2 separate regions of the Homo sapiens genome follow, and region 2 is linked to region 1. A link is a loop called in an ENCODE intact Hi-C map of the cell type or tissue named here. Cell type or tissue: tibial artery. All regions are shown on one strand. Links, peaks and the distances in the headings refer to the core of each region. The heading gives the core; the rest is flanking DNA. Region 1 holds the start of LINC02917 (long intergenic non-protein coding RNA 2917). Region 2 overlaps LINC02917 (long intergenic non-protein coding RNA 2917).

What was found. Hi-C counts contacts between places; a loop is a spot of excess contacts. Peaks named below come from ENCODE experiments on the same cell type or tissue, not always from the same donor. Only the 100,000 strongest peaks of a DNase experiment are listed, where the experiment ranks them.
Region 2: a loop joins it to region 1, with 2.4 times the contacts of the local background. A loop is called at or near these places in 5 of 110 quality-filtered maps.

Annotation. Positions count from the first base shown.
Region 1 is chr3:152,200,325-152,209,893 of GRCh38, reverse strand. LINC02917 (long intergenic non-protein coding RNA 2917) reads left to right here and starts at 4,467. Exons shown (of 3, transcript NR_186000.1): 1 at 4,467-4,521. LOC101928166 (a long non-coding RNA gene) reads left to right here and starts at 4,465. Exons shown (of 3, transcript NR_136178.1): 1 at 4,465-4,521. RefSeq lists a silencer at 6,620-6,914. In tibial artery, for the core only: no CTCF peak of the experiment used is centred there; no DNase peak of the experiment used is centred there; H3K4me3 peaks cover 4,064 bases; H3K27ac peaks cover 8,000 bases.
Region 2 is chr3:152,149,494-152,159,271 of GRCh38, reverse strand. LINC02917 (long intergenic non-protein coding RNA 2917) reads left to right here. Exons shown (of 3, transcript NR_186000.1): 2 at 7,318-7,606. Among named protein-coding and RNA genes, the nearest start is that of LINC02917, 51 kb to the left of the region's middle. In tibial artery, for the core only: no CTCF peak of the experiment used is centred there; no DNase peak of the experiment used is centred there; H3K27ac peaks cover 7,730 bases.

The DNA of each region.
Region 1 (9,569 bases), core at 1,570-9,569:
TGCCATTGAATTCAGCAGAAAGGTAAATGGATCTAAATGGCTATAGGAAAAAAGGAGATGCGCGCTTAAAAGAACTAAACTTCCTAGCCGCAATGTTAGGAGAATCACTGGAATGAATTATAGTGAAAGTTGTGTACCTTCTTTCTCTGAACCTTTCTGAAAAGTGAAAAGACAGGAGAAGGACAAGGACAAGTTAGCTGTCCTCATTTGCAGTGTTCACTCCATATGTCTCCTCCTGACAGATGCTTTGAAAAGCTTTATCTTGACTGGTTTGTCAGTGTAAGCACCTTCTCATCTCAAGGTTTTTTGCACAAAGACTTTAATTGGTTAAGCCAATTTGTAGTTGTAACTACAAATACCCACTTTGCAGCAAGAGCTGAATCACAAATCACTTTTAAACATTATTTTCTAATCATAGAAAATGGATTGGGGAGACAGAGAGGGAAAAAACAGATACGTAATCTGTTTGAAGTGACTTAAATTAACTCTTCCTTTGAGCCAGAGGGCTATCTCTGAGCTTTCCACAGCCACAAACCATTTCCTAAAGATATTCTTCTTATGAGTAGCCAGTTTTATGAATAGAATGGGGAGTTGCACAGTAGCGATAGAGGTATAAGTGGGAGGATTTGTGAATCTAATTCTCTAGACTCTGTTGAGGTGGGGAAGCTTGACTAAATGGTGGATGACCTTTGGCACAAGACAGTCATTTGCTAGGAATGAACACAGACTACCTTTATGGGAAAGAGAATAGAGTATGACAAATTTCAGCCAAGTTCAATGTCAGAGATGAGAGAACAAAGATGGATCTAGCATTAAGTGGTTAGGACAGCAGGAGAATTAAACTAGAGGGCCAGAAACAGGTGTTTAGCAAATACAAGGCTGGAATTGTGGCTGAAATTCCAGACCAAAGGCAATATAGCCTATCTTCCTCCTTCCTGCCCTTCTTTCTCTCCCTTCTTTTCTTTATTTTTTCTGAAGACAGGCACAAACAAGACCTTTCTGAAGTCTTATAACTGATGGTAGCTGAAAACAACCAAGGGTATCAGAAGTACAGTGTTCATTTTACCAGCCAAACTTCTTCCTGTCAGTTATCTCAAAATCCAGCTTACCGCTTGTATTAGTCCACATTCACACTGCTATAAAAAACTACTTGAGACTGGATAATTTATAAAGAAAAAAAGTTTAACTGGTTCACAGTTTCACATGTCTCTGGAGGCCTCAAGAAACTTACAATCATATCAGAAGGCAAAGGGGAAGCAAAGCAGGTCTTACATGGCAGCAGGAGAGAGAGAAAGAGAGAAGTTCCACATTTTTAAACCATCAGATCTTGTGAGAACTCATTCACTATCACGAGAATAGCATGGGGGAGACCATCCCCATGAGCCAATCACCTCCCACCAGGTCCTTCCCTCCACATGTGGGGGTTACTATTGGAGATGAGATTTGGGTGGGGTCACAGAGCCAGACCATATCACTGCTGTAGAAAATGATTTTCATTCACAGTTCACCTTTGAGATGTCTTTTGGGAAGAATAGAAATGTAATTTTTTTTTTTTGAGACTGTCTCCCTCTGTCACCAAGCTGGAGTGCAGTGGCATGATCTCAGCTTACTGCAACCTCCACCCCTCAAGTTCAAGCGATTCTCGTGCCTCAACCTCTGGAGTAGCTGGTATTACAGGCATGTGCCACCACACCCAGCTAATTTTTGTGTTCTCAGTAGAGATGGTGTTTCACCATGTTGGCCAGGATGGTTTCCATCTCCTGACCTCATGATCTGCCCGCCTCGACCTCCTAAAGTGTTGGGATTACAGGCGTGAGCCACTGTGGCCGGCTGAAATATAAGGTATTTTCTCAAGCATATTTATTGCCCTCCATCTGTCATCAGGAATGTTTACTTTATGCAAAAATATGGCATTAGTGTGATTTTGACAGGGAATGGTACTCATTTTAAAGATTTGTTGACACAATAGATAATGAGAATCAAGTATTTTTATAAGTTATCTACAAAGCTATCTAATTTTTTAATAGAAGTAGTATTTTACTAAGTAAATTTATACTTCTAGCACTTGATAAATTAACAAATATATGTTTTAAATTTTCTAGGAAGAGCCTATTTACTGTCTACCAGTAAACAGTATCTAAAGGGACTTTGTTGGAGGGATACAACTATCTATATTTCCTCTTTTTTTCTTCTACCCTTCACTCCCTTTTCCCATTTCCTGTATTTTTGTGGCCTCAATTTCCTTTTGGCCAAATTGCTGATCAGTTAATTGGAATCTAACATTTTTTGACTATCTAATGTACAAACATGGTCTTATTTAATGTTCACAATTAGCACCCCAAACTTAAAAAAAAAACAGTCAGTCACTTGTTCAAAGTGACTTAATTGGTAAGAATGGTAGAGAATTTTTATTTTCACTGAAATAATCAGTCTTAAGAAAGTAAAAACCTATTGGACGACCATAATTCTGTACACTATCTCAAGTTGTTTTCAAAGGATCTGGGTAGGGGAAAGATAGGCAAGAGCTAAAATGAGAGCTGTTTTAGGCACAAACTGATTTAAATAAACTTATTCTGCCAATTTAACAGAGAATACAACATACTTGTGACATTTGCCTGGCATGTTTTAGAAACAACAAAGAAAAAAATAGTGTGTTTGAGCAGATGTAGAATATTGAGCATTCAGGGTGCTATGTAAGGACTAGAGAGGCAGTTTGAGGTTGTATGTTAAAGGACTTTTTAGACCAAGTAGAAGAGGCTAAAATGTGTCCCATTTGTATCAGAGAGCCAATGGAAACTTTTAAGATGCGGAGAGTCATGATCTGATTTGTTGAAAATAGAACTGATTATAGATCATCTGAAACTAATTTGGCATTAGTCAATATTTTGTTGAAGGGAAAATTCATCCTCTTATCCATAGAGTCCTTAAACTGTAGACATCTGTGTCTACTCTGCCCTCCTCCAATCACTGTCTATATCTTTGGTACCAAATCCTATCCAGTTTACTCTACATCATCTCTTGCAATTTTATTTTCCATTCTTTCCCTTATCCATGTCCAGATTCACACATCTTCTATTTGCTCATGCCTGGACTTTTGAAGCACATCATGTATTAGGGGGCCAGACACCAGCTTCTCTCCTTTTACCAATATATTCCTCATAGTGTTGGAATTATGGAATCTCTGCAAAGAATAAAGAAACATGCCAAATACTTCCTCTAGTTTCACCTGATAAGAACCATGCAATGCCTACTATTTGGTGTAATTAATTTTTTATTGTTTTGCTTGTGCAAATAACCTTTAGAACTAGAGAACTCCTGAAGCACAAAGTACTCTGTAATAAATGATAATCACCAAATGTTAGGGTAGAGGCTATCTAAGTGAGCATCTCCCCTGAGCCCCTGGGCTCTGAAAAGTTATCAGACAGATAGCCAGGCCGACCCTTGCCTTCACGCAGGGCAGAAAGGCCGAAGCAGCCTGATGGCAAGTGCCCTTATGGCACTTACCATGTCCAAGATAGAAGTTGTAAAATGGTGGCCAATGGGCTGAATTGGCTTAAAGCTATATATTTTTAAATGGCATCATTTAAATAAATATTTATAATTTGAGAGAATTCACATAAAAATTCACATTTATGCCTTCTGTTGAAAATACAGAAGATCTGTCCAAGCAAGATCAGAAATCAGATGGGCCTATGTAGAGGAGGGGCACAATCTTGAAAAGGTGCCACCTTTTACTGTTTCCACATCATATTTGTGACTTCTATTCCTTAACACTCTGGGCCTGGGGGAAGAGGAGGGAGAGAAGATGGGGAGTACCGAGAGTGCCTGGGATTGAATTTCCTGTCATCCCAATGGGAAGATGTCTCAGAGTTAGAATTACACTTTTAAATCGTGATCGTAAAAGAAAATGAAATTTCTTGAACCCACGAGTGTATAGATTTGTATCAGCTAGGTGTAATGTCAATAATTTATTGGTTGAGTTTTAAAACAACCCCTCAGTTTCTTCCTATTTCTTATTTTCTCATCCTTTTAAGAATAGAGAGCATCAGATATATCCATAGACACAGTGAAGAATGAGCAGGTAATAGATAAGGAAATGGGTGGTCTTCAATATAGAAGTTCCAAGCAGCAAATTAAGTTGGGGAATGTTATGGGTAGAAAACCAAGGAAAGAAAAAAATAAGTTTATAGGCAAATTAGATTAACAGACTATTCCTGTTGTGACGAGAAGTTAATAAGAACTGAGAGCAAGAGCTTTTGCCTCTTCAGATATTTAAAGACAACCAGAAAACATCACAGCCTAGGGCTGGAGAGCATATAAAAGATAAGTTTAGAGAAGTCCTCAAACCGATAAAATAACAACTTACTTCCCCAAATATGCTAAGGGTGTTTGTCTGTGGTTAGTCAAACCATTAAAATGGGGAAGGAGGAGGGGTCAGAATTTTCTCTTCTAGGTTCAGAAGAGCCACATTTTGCCGTTCCGACTCTAAAGCAACTACATTTCTCTACAGAGCACAGAACTGTATGTAAATTCATCCATTGTAAATCTAATCTGCAAACATGTATTAGATCAGTATTTGGAGACAGAGAAGCCAACTGGTTCTTAACATTACATTGTATAGCTTCTATTAACATGTATCTCAGGGACTCATTTGGGTGATATTTGCATTGCCTAGGCTGTGGACAAACCACCAGGTAGCCTGAAAAGGACTTACTCTAGGGAAGAAACAGTGTGAAAAATAGTGTGGGGGTATACTTGTTGAAGTGTGAGTGAGGGAGGATAGTGGAGGAAAGGAGAAAGGAGGCATTGGTAGACTCATTTAAGACAAAAAATGGGCATTTCGGTTTCTTAAAAGCCACTTTTTTTTCAATTTAAAACTGTTTTGGGACTAAAGCCTCAGCCATATAAATTATTCTTACCAGGAAAAAAATTCTCTGAAGGAAAAAAAAAGCTAAACATGTATCTTGGCAAGGGGTTTCATATTTGAATTTAAATTTAAAGATAAATTTGTTTTTAAGAAAGCATAAAAAAGCAATTTCAGAAAAAAATCAGAAAAGCTTAGTTTTCTTTTTATTAAAAAAGAAACACAGAGAAATAAATTGATTTAGTTTCTTGTTATGTTCCCTTGGATATGACATAAATTGAAAATTGTAATTAGAAAAGAAATGAAAAATAATTCAATAAAGCTTTCACAATTATTCCTGAAAGAGCCATAAATGCAGTATATAATGACATAATACAGTAGTCAAGATAGTCATTGTTTAAGGTGAACTGAAATGTGCATTATTACATCAACAAAAAGATCCCACAGCTGACACTAATCTTTAGCGTTCTGCCAAAGTGGCATTTTATCCAAACTTTCTGTATTGACCTCACAATTCCACATACATACCTGTAATTCAAAACTTACTCATTTTTTCAAAACATGTGTAATCTGTATATGCAGATATGTGTACTTCAAAGGGTTAAGCTACCCAAGCCATAGTCAATGAATCACTTTTAAAAAGAGCAATAACTCACTGTAAGAATCACGTAATTTCTTACTGTAGGTGTGCTTTAACTAACTTTCACACACTCATGTTTGCTTTAAAGAATTCAGAATTTATGAAATAAATGACACAGTTTTTAAAAATCTTTTGAAGCCAGCAACTGGAAAAATAAGTGAATTATTTCAAAGATATTATTACTATACTTGAAAATATCATTTCAAAAATCCTAGTTCTTATTAGGGAGTAAAAAATGGACTACTGCATTTCAACCTAAAGCTACGTTTTAAAATGCTCCATATCTTTGTATGCAATATATTTTCTAAATGTAAGTAATTAGCTGTCTGTTCTTGAAATAATTTTTGGTTAAACAAAAGTTTCAACTCCTATAAGGCATAGTTAATAGCATGGTAATTACAACATTTTTATAATAACTTACAATCTTCTGAGATGTTTCACAATTCCTTCAGTTAGGGCTGGCAAATATGATTTCTGTTACTATTCTATTTTAGCTTTTCAGTAAGTGCCAGCAAGAGAAATTATATTCCTTTCCTTTTATGGCTTTCTGTGAGGCCCTGACTTGTAGAGAAGGCATTTGTGAGGTTGCTAACATTAAAGTTAATGTTAAACAGCTTATATTTTAACTAGAGATACTTCGCAGTTGGGATATATGCACATTTTGATTCTTTGCCACAGATGTAGTTGAAAATAGTAAATACTTTCTTCTCATTTATTTATTTTTACTCCTGAAATCAGGTGGCCTCTTAAAAATCTTCAGAAAAGTCAGCTCGTTTGAAAAGGAGACCAGGAAATATTGATTGATATAAAAATGAAAGTTCAAGCAGTCGACACTTTTTGTTTTAAATAATGTAGAAGCTAAAAAATAAAATAAATTCACTTTGCCAAAATGCAAGGCATTTTAGGCTCTTATGAAGAAAAAAGTGAATACTAACATGATACTCAGCAAACTGGTTAAAAAAAAGTGGGAAGGGAAGGTTTTTGTTAGAGGACATGTTAGTTTGCTATTAAAAAATATTACTATTCCAAGAAGTCTGGCTAATGCCAGAGACTCTTCATCAGCAAAATAAGAGAAGCATGCTGAGCCTCAAACATATTTCTACACATTTCTTGAAAAAGTCTGAGCAATCTTTAAAACAGGAGTGAAGAGGAGAAAGCCATACCAGTCCTAGTGGTGTCTGAAGTGTCCTCTGGTGATCTCTACCACACTTTGACCACACCTCCATCCCCAGCTGTGTACACATAACAAAGGTTATCAATAAATAATGTATTCATCTACTGGATTGCAGTGAAAGCCCCGATTACTTTTCTCCTATGTTTGGACTAAAGGTATTGGCTTTCTTCAGATATAACCAAGGAATATGAAATGCATTTAGGGAAAAGATCAAAAAGTACATGGAGGCCTGGCTAGTAAGAAGGAATATTATAATTTGCCTTCATATGATAACACTGTAACTGCTTAAGTACTCCTCAAAAATAACTTTTCATGGTATGTCTTTACTGATCCACTAAGAACTCTTACAGTATTAAATATTTTACACTATCAAAATTCTGGAGAATGCATCCTTTCCTATGTAACCCTCTATTTGATAAGATAAAAGAATTTTGCCATTCATTGTGCCTTACACAAATGGTTTATCTTATCAAAACAAATAGTGCTCTAAAAACAGGATTTTTTTTTAAGTAAGCAAGATCTTTTTTAGATGCATGTTTTGTGCCTACATGTGTTCTATATAATCAGCAGTTATAGTCATAATACTTTATGTAATTATTTAATTTCCAAAGTTTTAGCTGACATATAGCAGTATACCTGAAAAATATTAATAAAGCTTTTTGAGCATATTCTCTTTCATCCTCAAAAACAAGGTACCTAATATAATTTTATTATGCTTTGATTTAGAAACCATATTAATTAACCTGTTAGAACACAGAAATGTAGGATTTTAGGGCTGACATGGACATAAGAATTGTTTAGTTCAACTGTCTTTAAAGATTTTGCAAGAGAGGGTCTCTAGATGAAAAATTTGCTTGGATTCACATAGCAGCTGTGAATAAAGAATTGATAGAGGAATTTGAATATGAACAAAGTAATTAAAATTTAAAATCTGAAATATTCTTTCAATGACTATATAAACCTCTGTCCATCTATCATATGTATTTTGTGTAATGTTAGGAAATGGTATTTCCCTTCTTGGAAAATATTTTTAGTACCATAGGAATATAAAGATACAAAAGTCTTTTTTATTTCTGTTTACTCAACAAATATTTATAGAAAATTATTTCCTTCCTAACAATAACAAAATGGTATATCAATGAACATTTTCATAAGAACAATATACAATATAAACTTGTAAAACTATTCATGAGTCACTTAGTGAATGATAGTGAATTTTTGATATTTTAATTAATTCTTCTGTTGCCAAAGCCACAGCTGTACAAACTCTGTAATTATGAGACTGAATATGCATTGTAATTGTGTCTTTTCTCATTAGTTCTATTTTTCAAGCAATGGCAATTTAAATAGATATTTGTATTGCAGTGCTTTTCCCAGGAGAGATTATAAACAAATAAAGCAGGGATAGCTATATGATGAACTATTATGCAGCCATTAAAAACTATGTTATTAAATTATTTTCTAATGACAAAAGAAAAAGAATATGGTATTATTTCAAGTGAAATAACCCATTTAGAAGCCAATTATGATCACACACACACACACACACACACACACACACACACAGTGAAAGGAAGCCAGTGAAAGGAAGCCTGCAAAAAAAAAATTTTTTTTGAGAATACTAACAATGTGGAGGTTTTTCTGAGTTGCAGAATTTTGGAGGACTTTACAAAAATTCTGCATTTTTAGTATTTCCTACAATGAGCATATTTATTCTTATACACAGGAAAGACTAAAACTAATTTCAAAGAAATATAAACAAAAATATGAAAGTATGAAATATGATAATGCAGGTGCAATTTCAGGCTACTTAAACATTGCATTCAGTAGCATCTTTTCTTTAGAGAATGTTAGGATCTGGGCTAATATGTATTTTATAAGAGAGTATGAGACAAAGGCATTTTTGCTCAGTAAAAGATTAGAAGCATTAGAAGCATTGCAAAGCAGAAGAGACCAATGGAACAGGAAACAAAAGTAAAAGAGTTCAGATAAGGGACTGCTGAGAAAAACAAAAGTGAGTTGCTAACAAGTAGTAAGAGCATTTTCTGAGTGTTTTGGCTTATCATATTAACTTAGACAAAGGTAGAAGGAAATAATATTTCTATAACATCTGTAATATGGCAGCGATTATGCTTGAACATTTTATTTATATCAGTTAAATTTAAGTTGGGTCATATAGGTCTGTTTATTCTCATATTACTTAGATATAATTTACCTCACCCTGGTATGTTACTGAGAAAAGCAGACTGACAAGAAGTAATGAAACCATGATTTAAATTTAGCTTAGTTGGCTGCTAAAACTTATGCTCTTTGCATTTTACTTTCCTTTCTCCGGAGTATTTTGATAAAATAATTAAAAGTACTGTCTGTCTTCCAGGATGATAATGGTTCTGTTATTTGACTATCTGAAAAGAATTTGCTAATTTCTTTTTTCAGATAGAAAAGTAGACTTAGGGAGGGGTTTCATGTAGAAACAGTTCTCTCATGTTCTCAATTTTGCGGCTGAGCAGAAGCCAGTGATATAACAAAAACCAAATGGTCACTGGAGAAAGACAGGCCTCTGTTCAGCTCCCAGATCTCACATTTACTAGATATGTGACATCAGGCAAGCTTCTTAATGTTTCTGAGTTTTAGATTCCTATCTGTAAAATGTACTAACAATACCATCTTATAGAATAATTGTGAAGATAAATGAGAAAAACATTTAAAAGATGCCTAGAAGAAATTACAGCATATCATAGACCTCCAATAAATATTGGCTTTCTTTTCCTTAAGTGCCAGCCCTTGGATACTTTTACAACAAGCTATTAATACTTGTTGTCCAGGACTTTTATCAGTTTCTCCTGAGCTTCCTGCAGCAAGTGGCAGCCTACCTCTTAAATTCCTAGGTG
Region 2 (9,778 bases), core at 1,171-9,170, 50 kb after region 1:
AATGCATGTACTAAGAATTCAGAGGAGCAGATAGGTTACACATCTGAGGTGTGTTTCTTCAGGTTTCAAGAAAGCACTCTATTTAGAAATCAGTAGCATGTTTTGGTTACATTTGCAGAATGGCAATCCACTGTTTTCTTTTTTAATTTGATTGTGATTCTAATGTTTGCTATGTCAAAGAGACTCTCAAGTGTTTTAAAAATCCTTTTATACAAACGTTTCTTTATTTGGCTCTTAATGTAGACCCAATCAAACGAAAGAGCACTGAATTTTGGGAAAGAAAAAATTAAAATAGAATGTCAGTCTAAATTATTTTAAATCTGTTGTGCTTATCAAATATTTTTTATTGATTTATATGATTTTTAGGCATCAATATGGCATTTCACATGTATACTACTGTTGAAATTTTATATTATATTGCAACATACTTGCATATTATTTTAATAATATGAGGAAAGAATAAGACAGGTGATTTACTATGAGTTAGTTTTCTTATTTTGTGTAAAGAGGAACTTTACGAAGGCCAATTTTTTTCCACAGAAACTTCTTCCTTTAAGTAGATACAGCTTGTCTGAAGTATGAATCTATCATTTAAAAAAAATAGTTCAAGCCTGTTGAAGAGGCTTTATTATTTTTGCAACCTGCCCAAACAGAATTTTATATTATATGATAGCTTTGTTACTTGTCAATAACCATATAATTCATTTAAACTTCATTACTTGTCAATAACCATATAATTCATTTAAAAGAGAAGAAACTAGGCATTAAACAAATATCTTTACAGTATTTAAATTAAAATGTAGCATGCTGATTTCTGACTAGGAAAATGAAGAATAAGTGCCAACAAGAGACACTTAAGAAACTGCTATTACTTCTTTCATCTTCCCAGAGAATTATCTGTTCTCTGCATATCAGAATTTAGGCACATCATCTCCAATTGTTTGTGTACCTATCAATCTATCCTAAGAGAATCCTAGGTCCTCCAAGATAGAGACTATTTTATTATGTTTTATTTTTCCAGCATACTCAACATGTTGAATGCATGAATAACTGTACATATGAATGAGTGAGTACAGACATAATTTTCGTAAAGTTTAAAAAATATTTACGACCATGATTCATGGTAAAAAAAATACATTTGTACATCGGGATGCAAAACAGAAGAGTGTGCATACACATACAAGAAAAAAACAAAAACAAAAGAGTTACAAATCAATATTCATCTTTACTCCATGTACCACTCTCTGGTATTTTCTATTCATATCTATTTCATTGGAAAAAATAAACTTCTTGGTGAACTAAATTGATTTTATAAATGAGTCATAAACTGTAATTTAGAAAACTAATTTGTGGAATAGAAAAACATATAAGAATCAGCTTATCCCTAATTTAACTTAAATACAGAAAACTAGTAAATATGAGGTATATTGACACTATCCATGTCATAAAATGTCCTGGAAATAGTACAGAAAAGATTCTTGAGGGTAAATTTTTGAAGAAGGCTTCGGGGAAAAGTTTAACTCTACTTGAACCTTAGCATTTTAGAATTTTGATTACAGAGAGAAGCTGAACATTCAAAGGTGTAGAAGGTAAGAACAAAAGCAAGAAAAAACAGAAATGAGTGTAAGATGAGGAGGTATGACAGCTGTAAAGATCACAGAGTCAGGCTTGGAGAGATAAAATGTATGAATACTAGACTGAGGACTTTATTAGGACCTCAAACAACATTTTCTCTTTCTCTCTTTCCTCCTTCTCTCTCTCTTTCTTCCTTCCTTCCTTTCTTCCTTCTTTTTCTTTCTTCTTTCTTTCTTTCTTTCCTTTCTTTCTTTCCCTTCCTTCCTTCCTTTCTTTCTCTCTTTTTCTTTCTTTCCTTTCTTATCACTGTAACATCAGCAAGCAAAACTTTTCCCTTTGGTCAAAAGAGATAGACAGGGAACACAATTAGTCTATTACAATATTATGAAAAAGAAGTGATAAAGATTAGGCTAATTTGGAAACAACTAAAAAAGAAAAGTAACTGATTGCTTAGGAGACCAAGCAACGTAGGGAATTAACCCTTTGCATTATAAGCTCTGTCATCTGGGAGATACTGGTAGTGATGACAGGAATAGAAAAGTTAGAAATAATGGACTGTTTGAAAGGGCTGTTTGAGTATTTTTGAGGCACCCCTTCTCTACACTAATGACTGTTTCAATACCCAGGCTTACCTTTCAACGTGAGAATGTGTAATGGTTATTTTTAGCTAAAGGTTTGCAATTTTCAAGTATGCTAAACTTCAGTATTGAGGCAGACTGCTGCAAACAGGCAAACATTCTGGAAACTGGGTAAATCAGATTGCTCGTGGTACAGCTCTCTAAATCTCATGGCTTACCATCATTGAGATTCAGCATATAATCTTGATTCAAAGGAAACAAACAAACCAGCAATCAAAAAATAGAGTAAAATAACAACAACAATAAATACATAAATTCTCAAGAAGCTAACTACATCAAGAAAACATTTTGAATACTTTACAAAACTTTCACTGAAGTTACTTATTTCATTCATAATAAAAAAATTGGCCTTAGGCATAATTTTCAAAAACTGCTTTGTTTCCATTTATTAGATTTTAGAATTTTTAACCAAGGCTGACATTATCTCCCACTACTTCTACTACTTTCCTATTCCCAAGTCACTAAAACTAAGAAATCACAAGAGTTGCCTCTAATAGATACTTTTGGCAAAAAACCTAAATCCAACAGATACAGAAATGTAATATAGAGCACCCTAAATCACCCAAGTCAATTCTCTTTGGGCCTTAGAATATTAGTTGAGTGTTATTTTCATGACTTGTCTGATTTTTCTTTTTGGATCTCTCTATCTAGAACAATTCAGAGGTTTTATAAATAATATCTTTCTATGGTTGATTCATTTTAACACCATGATTTTATGTAAAATGGGAATGTCTGGTTTGTCATTTTTATTTTTTTCTCGGACTGAAAACACACCTTCAATGAAAATAATAGTCAATGGAATAGGGTAAATATTAATATCTACAGGATTATTATGAGTTATTAAGGTGAGTATGGCAGTCTCACACTCCAAAGAAATGAACATCTACAACTTCAGAATGTGTTCAGATGTTTATAGCATACAACATATCATAACACTTCATAATTACAAAGCACCTTTCTTGAAATAAACTCTAGTCTATTTCACATGTTCTCATAGTTTCTTTGGAGTTGTTCCAAAGATACATTACTGTTTATAAGGTAAAGTGTGACACATGGCAAGTTCCTACAAAATCCATCTGAATTGAAGAAAGGAGATCAAAAACTAAGCAAGCTGAGTAGATGTCTCTGTGTGAGAAAGGCCCCTTCTGTTGTGATCTACAGAACTAATGAAAAGAATTTTTCCAGACACCACAGCATAGGGCTGCAGTGGGTTCTGCCTGTTAGTCTGGAGGAATTATTGTTTCAAAATATCCTCGCTGAATGTCAGGAATGCCCTAAGAGTCGTTTTTCCTCCTAGGTCCTAATGGCTCTTAACTTACATTAAAATGTTTTCTGGATTTATATAAGTGCTAATAATGACAACCTTTAGAAAAAATCCTGAGTTACATGTCATGGATTATTAAAACTTTACAGGAACAATTTACTTCTGGCAGGTCAAACAAAACTGGAACTTAGTAAGCATATTACCGCAGTGCTGCCTATTAGAAATGTCTTATGAATTAGTAAAAACATCTAAAATATTATTCTTCCTATGTGACAGCATATCTTATAAAGAACTAATTATTCAGAATTGAGTCACTTTTTCTGTTCTTTGCAATGAGTTTAAGTGGTAGGAAGAGAGAGGTAGTGTTAAATATCACAGATTCCACGACCATCCAGTCACAGAAGTGATTTAATTCTAGAAGGGTCTGAAAATAGTAATAGGATTATTACCAAAATATGTTACGGGATAACAGCAAGGATTGACTGGAATTGCTTATGTAAAGTTTCTGGAACCCTTTTAGCTGGTCACAAAGTTAGGGCTGAGGTGCTCTGCATCTTCCGCATCCTGCCACAGATAATTCTGTACAATCTGCAGAGATGGTAGGTAGTAGCTCTATACCATGCTTAAAAAAAATCGCAGTCCATGAAGTACAACCACATTCTCATAAATCACAGATGTGTTCATTATCAAAAGGATCCTCAAGTTTGAAGTAATTTCAAAGTCTGGTAGGCCTGTCTCATGAGCAGATTGAAAAAGTCACACACATGATCTGATAACACCTGGGAGATATACTTCTGCCCTGAAATTTTTAATGGTGCTTCTTTTAGGGGAACACTTTTTATTTGAAACCTTTCTTGGTACAGATAAAAGTGGGGTCGCTTTGACTGCAGAGGAGGCCCTGGAGCTCCTTCTGCTCCAGTGTCTGGGGCAGTATTGAAGAACACAGGTAGTTTTAGAAAGCGTAAAATCATTTTTGAGGTTCAGTGCCCTGCAAATAATCATTCTTTTTTGAAATTACCTGTTTATTTTCCTCAGAAACAAGATAGAAACCTACATATGAAGAGGAGCTTTCAATAGTAGAGTTTTCAGTAATAAGGAGGAAATTCTCTAGCCTTTAAAAAATGGAAAAAATTAAATCTTGCTCTTTTGAAAGACTACATGTATTACTGTTTCTAAATTTTCCTAGAAAAAATAAAGCCTTTGCTTAAAAAAATACAGCATTATATAACTATGAAATCCATAGATCTTTTATACATTTGATATGTACATCAGTTCTGAGCCAAAAGCACATAAATTAAACCACCATAAAATAAAATATATATATAATTATAAAAAATAATGTTATTCAGAAATAAAGTACTATAAAAAGAGGCTGAGATATTAAAGATACACCTTATTTTCATTTTCTGTCTCCTCAGGCATGGGTTAATGTGAAGGTATACACTGTTCTATTATAATTCAAAAATACTTAATAATCTTTGGAGGAAAAAACCTACTTATTTCCACACTTGCAGATTTTTTTATTGGTAAAATTGAGAGCATATGCCACCTCTGGGATCTAAAGTGTTGCAGTTAATAATAATTCTGTTTACCATGATAATGGCAATCATATAACTTCACAATTTAATAGGTGGGATTTAAAAAATAGTTTTATGCGTCAGTTTACTTTTGATGAGTTTAATCTAACTGGTTGCATATTTTGTGACTTCTTTATCTATATTTAGTACTATCTTTTCCTTCCTTTTTCTTTTTGAGATGGAGTCTCACCCAGTCGCCCAGGCAGGAGTGTGGTGGTATGATCTCGGCTCACTGCAACCTCCCCCTCCCAAGTTCAAGCAATTCTCCTGCCTCAGCCTCCTGAGTAGCAGGGATTACAGGCACCCACCACCACGCCCAGCTAATTTTTGTATTTTTAGTAGAGACAGGGTTTCACTGTGTTGGCCAGGCTGGTCTCGAACTCCTTACCTCGTGATCCTCCTGCTTCAGCCTCCCAAAGTGCCGGTGTGTCCGGAATTGGTGGGTTCTTGGTCTCACTGACTTCAAAAATGAAGCCACGGACCCTCGCAGTGAGTGTTACAGCTCTTAAGTGGCGCGTCTGGAGTTTGTTCCTTCTGATGCTCGGATGTGTTGGGAGTTTCTTCCTTCTGGTGGGTTCATGGTCTCGCTGGCTCAGGAGTGAAGCTGCAGACCTTGGCGGGGAGTGTTACAGCTCTTAAAGCAGGGCCTCTGGAGTTGTTCGTTCCTCCCAGTGGGCTCGTGGTCCCGCTGGCTTCAGGAGTGAAGCTGCAGACCTTGGCGGCAAGTGTTACAGCTCATAAAAGCAGTGGGGACCTAAAAAGTGAGTAGTAGCAAGATTTATTGCAAAGAGTTAAAGAAAAAGCTCCCACAGGGTGCAAGGGGACCCTAGCGGGTTGCCACTGCTGGCTCGGGCAGCCTGCTTTTATTCTCTTATCTGGCCCCACCCACCTCCTGCTGATTGGTCCATTTTACAGCAAGCTGAGTGGTCTGTTTTGACAGGGCGCTGATTGGTGCGTTTACAATCCCTGAGCTAGACACAAAGGTTCTCCACATCCCCACTAGATTAACTAGATACAGAGTGTGGACACAAAGTGTTCTCCAAGGCCCCACCAGAGTAGCTAGATACAGAGTGTCAATTGGTGCATTCACAAACCCTGAGCTAGACACAGGCTGCTGATTGGTGTGTTTACAAACCTTGAGCTAGATACAGAGTGCCGATTGGTGTATTTACAATCCCTGAGCCAGACATAAAGGTTCTCCAAGGCCCCAAAGTAGCTAGATACAGAGTGTCAACTGGTGCATTCACAAACCTTGAGCTAGACACAGGGTGCTGACTGGTGTATTTACAATCCCTGAGCTAGACATAAAGGTTCTCCACGTCCCCACCAGACTCAGGAGCCCAGCTGGCTTCACCCAGTGGATCCCTTACCGGGGCTGCAGGTGGAGCTGCCTGCCAGTCCAGGTGCCTTGCGCCCGCACTCCTCAGCCCTTGGGTGGTCGATGGGACTGGGCGCCGTGGAGCAGGGGGTGGCGCTCCTCGGGGAGGCTCGGGCCGCCCAGGAGCCCCATGGAGGGGGTGGGAGGCTCAGGCATGGCGGGCTGCAAGTCCCGAGTCCTGCCCCGCGGGAAGGCAGCTAAGGCCCAGTGAGAAATTGAGCGCAGCGCCAGGTGGGCTGGCACTGCTGGGTGACCCAGTACACCCTCCGCAGCCGCTGGCCCGGGTGCTAAGCCCCTCATTGCCCGTGGCCTGCAGGGCAGGCCGGCTGCTCAGAGTGCGCGGCCCGCCAAGGCCACGCCCACCCGGAACTCCAGCTGGCCCGCAAGCGCCGCGCGCAGCCCCGGTTCCGGCTGGCGCCTCTCCCGCCACACCTCCCTGCAAGCTGAGGGAGCCGGCTCTGACCTTGGCCAGCCTAGAAAGGGGCTCCCACAGTGCAGCGGTGGGCTGAAGGGCTCCTCAAGTGCCGCCAAAGTGGGAGCCCAAGCAGAGGAGGCGCCGAGAGCGAGTGAGGGCTGTGAGAACTGCCAGCACGCTGTCACCTCTCACTGGGATTACAAGCGTGAGCCACCGCGGCCAGTCAGTGCTATCTTTTAAAGATTTTTTTATTTTTGTTTTTGTTTTTTTTTTCAGTCAATAAACTTGGACTTTGCACCTTTAACTAACTTGATACAGCTCCAGACAAAGCTAAGAGTCTAGATAAGCAGTCAGTCCAGTTGTGGATTGTGTCAGAAAAATGACTTTGGCAACTCATGTAGAGACTATGCTCAGGTTCCCGTGTCCATAAAAATTGGTATAATAACACTCATTCCCCTTTTATTTTGCAGACATCATAAAGATGAATAAGATAATTAAAGGAACCCAAATATATGGGCATAAACATATAAACCTGAGGTAGGACTATTATTATAATGATGTTAAACAATGAGCATATTCAAAAGCTAAGTAATTAATACAAACTGTCCAAGACCATTTTTAAATATTGCATGCATATGGAAATTTGGAAAGCAAGAAGGAATCACAAGCTGGGCCACTGGGAAAGTTCGAGAGCCCTAATCCTGCCAGAGGCACTGCAGGGTGTAGTCACTTTCAGCACTCCTGTCTGACAACTCCCAGGTGAGTAGAGAGATTTGCGTCTTTCCCACCAGCCTGTGCTGAAAAAGTTTTCCCTGCTATTTAAAAACAGGCATGGTTCCTCTCATTTCTGGTAGGCGCAAGGGCCAGAGGCCTAATAGGACAAATAACCTTTCCTTCTCCGACCCCAGAAAATGTCCACATTAATTGGAATTGAATATTGAAATGTACCACTTTTGCATACATCTAAAACTTGCAGCCTCTGGCTTCATTATGAGTCAGATGGCAAATTGGAAAGACTGCGGGTGGGTCCTGAAACAAGGCTTTGAATGTTTTCTGCGTCTTTGTGAGCAGCTAGGCTTTCTACTGCTTGTAACATTAAAGTTGAATATAAAACTGTCATTTAAAGAAAAAGTGCTAGAGCATCTCTTTCCTTCCCGGCTGTATTTGGGATCCATCGACCCTTCCACAGAGAAGTCTCCTTTGAAGTCCCCTTTCTGACCAGGTTTATCTCCCAATTATTTTTTTCTTCTTCAGCTTTGAATTTATTCTTGTTCATACTTATCTCAGTTGCAATTTTTCATTTATCTGGAGGATTATTTGATTAGTGCCTTCCTTGCCAACTGGAAAGTAAGTTAGAGTAAATCGGGGCTGTATTTACTAGGGCTGCCGTATTTATCACAAACAAGTAAACAAAAAATTACAGGACACTCAGCTAAATTTGAATTTCAGATAAACATAGAATAATTTTTAGTACAAGAATGCTGTTTATCTAAAATTCAAATTTAACTGGGAATCCTGTATTTTATCTGGCAACATTTTTAGTCACAGTTTACCTTCAAGGCTTATCATAGTATTAAGAATATTGTAAGAGTTCAATTAAAATGTCTTGAATGGATGAATGCCAGATTGCAAGGAGGAAGGAAGGTATCATAACATTTTAGACAGTTGCAAATACATAAGATTGCACACTGTATACTTATAATTCATTTCCAAAAACTCTTCCTTGAAATAAATTTTCAAAAGCCAGGAACGACCCATAGAGATCATAGATAAAACTTTTATGAGTAGTAGTCAGTAAAAATGTCATACCACAATTCCACCATCAACATACTTTCGATTCTCCTGATTTCTATACAGAAAAGGTAACGAAAATCATATACACATCACGTAATTAACTAAAAACCAAATTTGAAGCAAGAAGACTCTCCTCATTTTTTACAGTGTTGATTGAAATACAGCAGGTGAAGCTTACAGAATGTGTAGTTATAAGTAGAAACATTCACTAGAGATCAAGGGGTGTAGAAATAGCCAGGAAAACTGGCAAATAACCCTCATCAGGTTTTGCGTGTACCTCAGATATTGTTCTTTGTCATCATCATTATTATAATTGTTTGACCTAATTGCTGTCTATAAATTACAAAGCAGATTATTGTCTTCTCAGACCCTTTTCATGTTTCTCTATTCTTTCATTAATTTCAACAAATACTGAATGTCTATTGTGTGTAAAACAATCTCTAAAACAGAAAATAAAAACCTATGTAAATGTGTTAAAGACTTACATAAAAAGTATTCTTATGTGGAAATACACACATTTTTTTCCTAAAAAGAATTTGCTAACTTAGCAAAGGCAAAGATTGCAAAGCACAGAAAGAATCCATATGACGACAGTACAAGTTAAGACATGTAGAATGAGAGTGAATTCCCTCCAATATATGTGTAGTTTGGCCCCTTACCCTCCATAATCTATATATTAGTCATTTCATTGTTTGAATATTTCATTTTAGAACACCATTAATAAATTATACATAAGTTTAAATTTCTACTGCTGTATATAAGCATACTTCTACTTTGCTCTTTTTTTTTTTTTTTTCTTAGAGGTGAAAGGATCCAGTAAGACTCTCCTTCTTGTAACAATGCTTTAGAAAACCACTTTGTGGTAGATTAAAGATGAACTACGGATTTTTTACTGTTCTTTGCACAAGAGGTGGAGCTAAATTCCTGTCTCCTTGAACCCATGCTGTCCTTACTGAAATGTTTCCTTCTTTTCTATATACTTTGACACAGTGTGTCTAAGATTGTAGGTTTTCTTTTTTTCATTCTTTTTTTAAAGTGTTTGGTAGAACTTGCTGGAAAAGCCATATCTGAATTTGTTTTAGTTTTGTTTTTGTTTTGTCAGAAGATTTTTCACTAGGGATTCAAACACTTTAATGG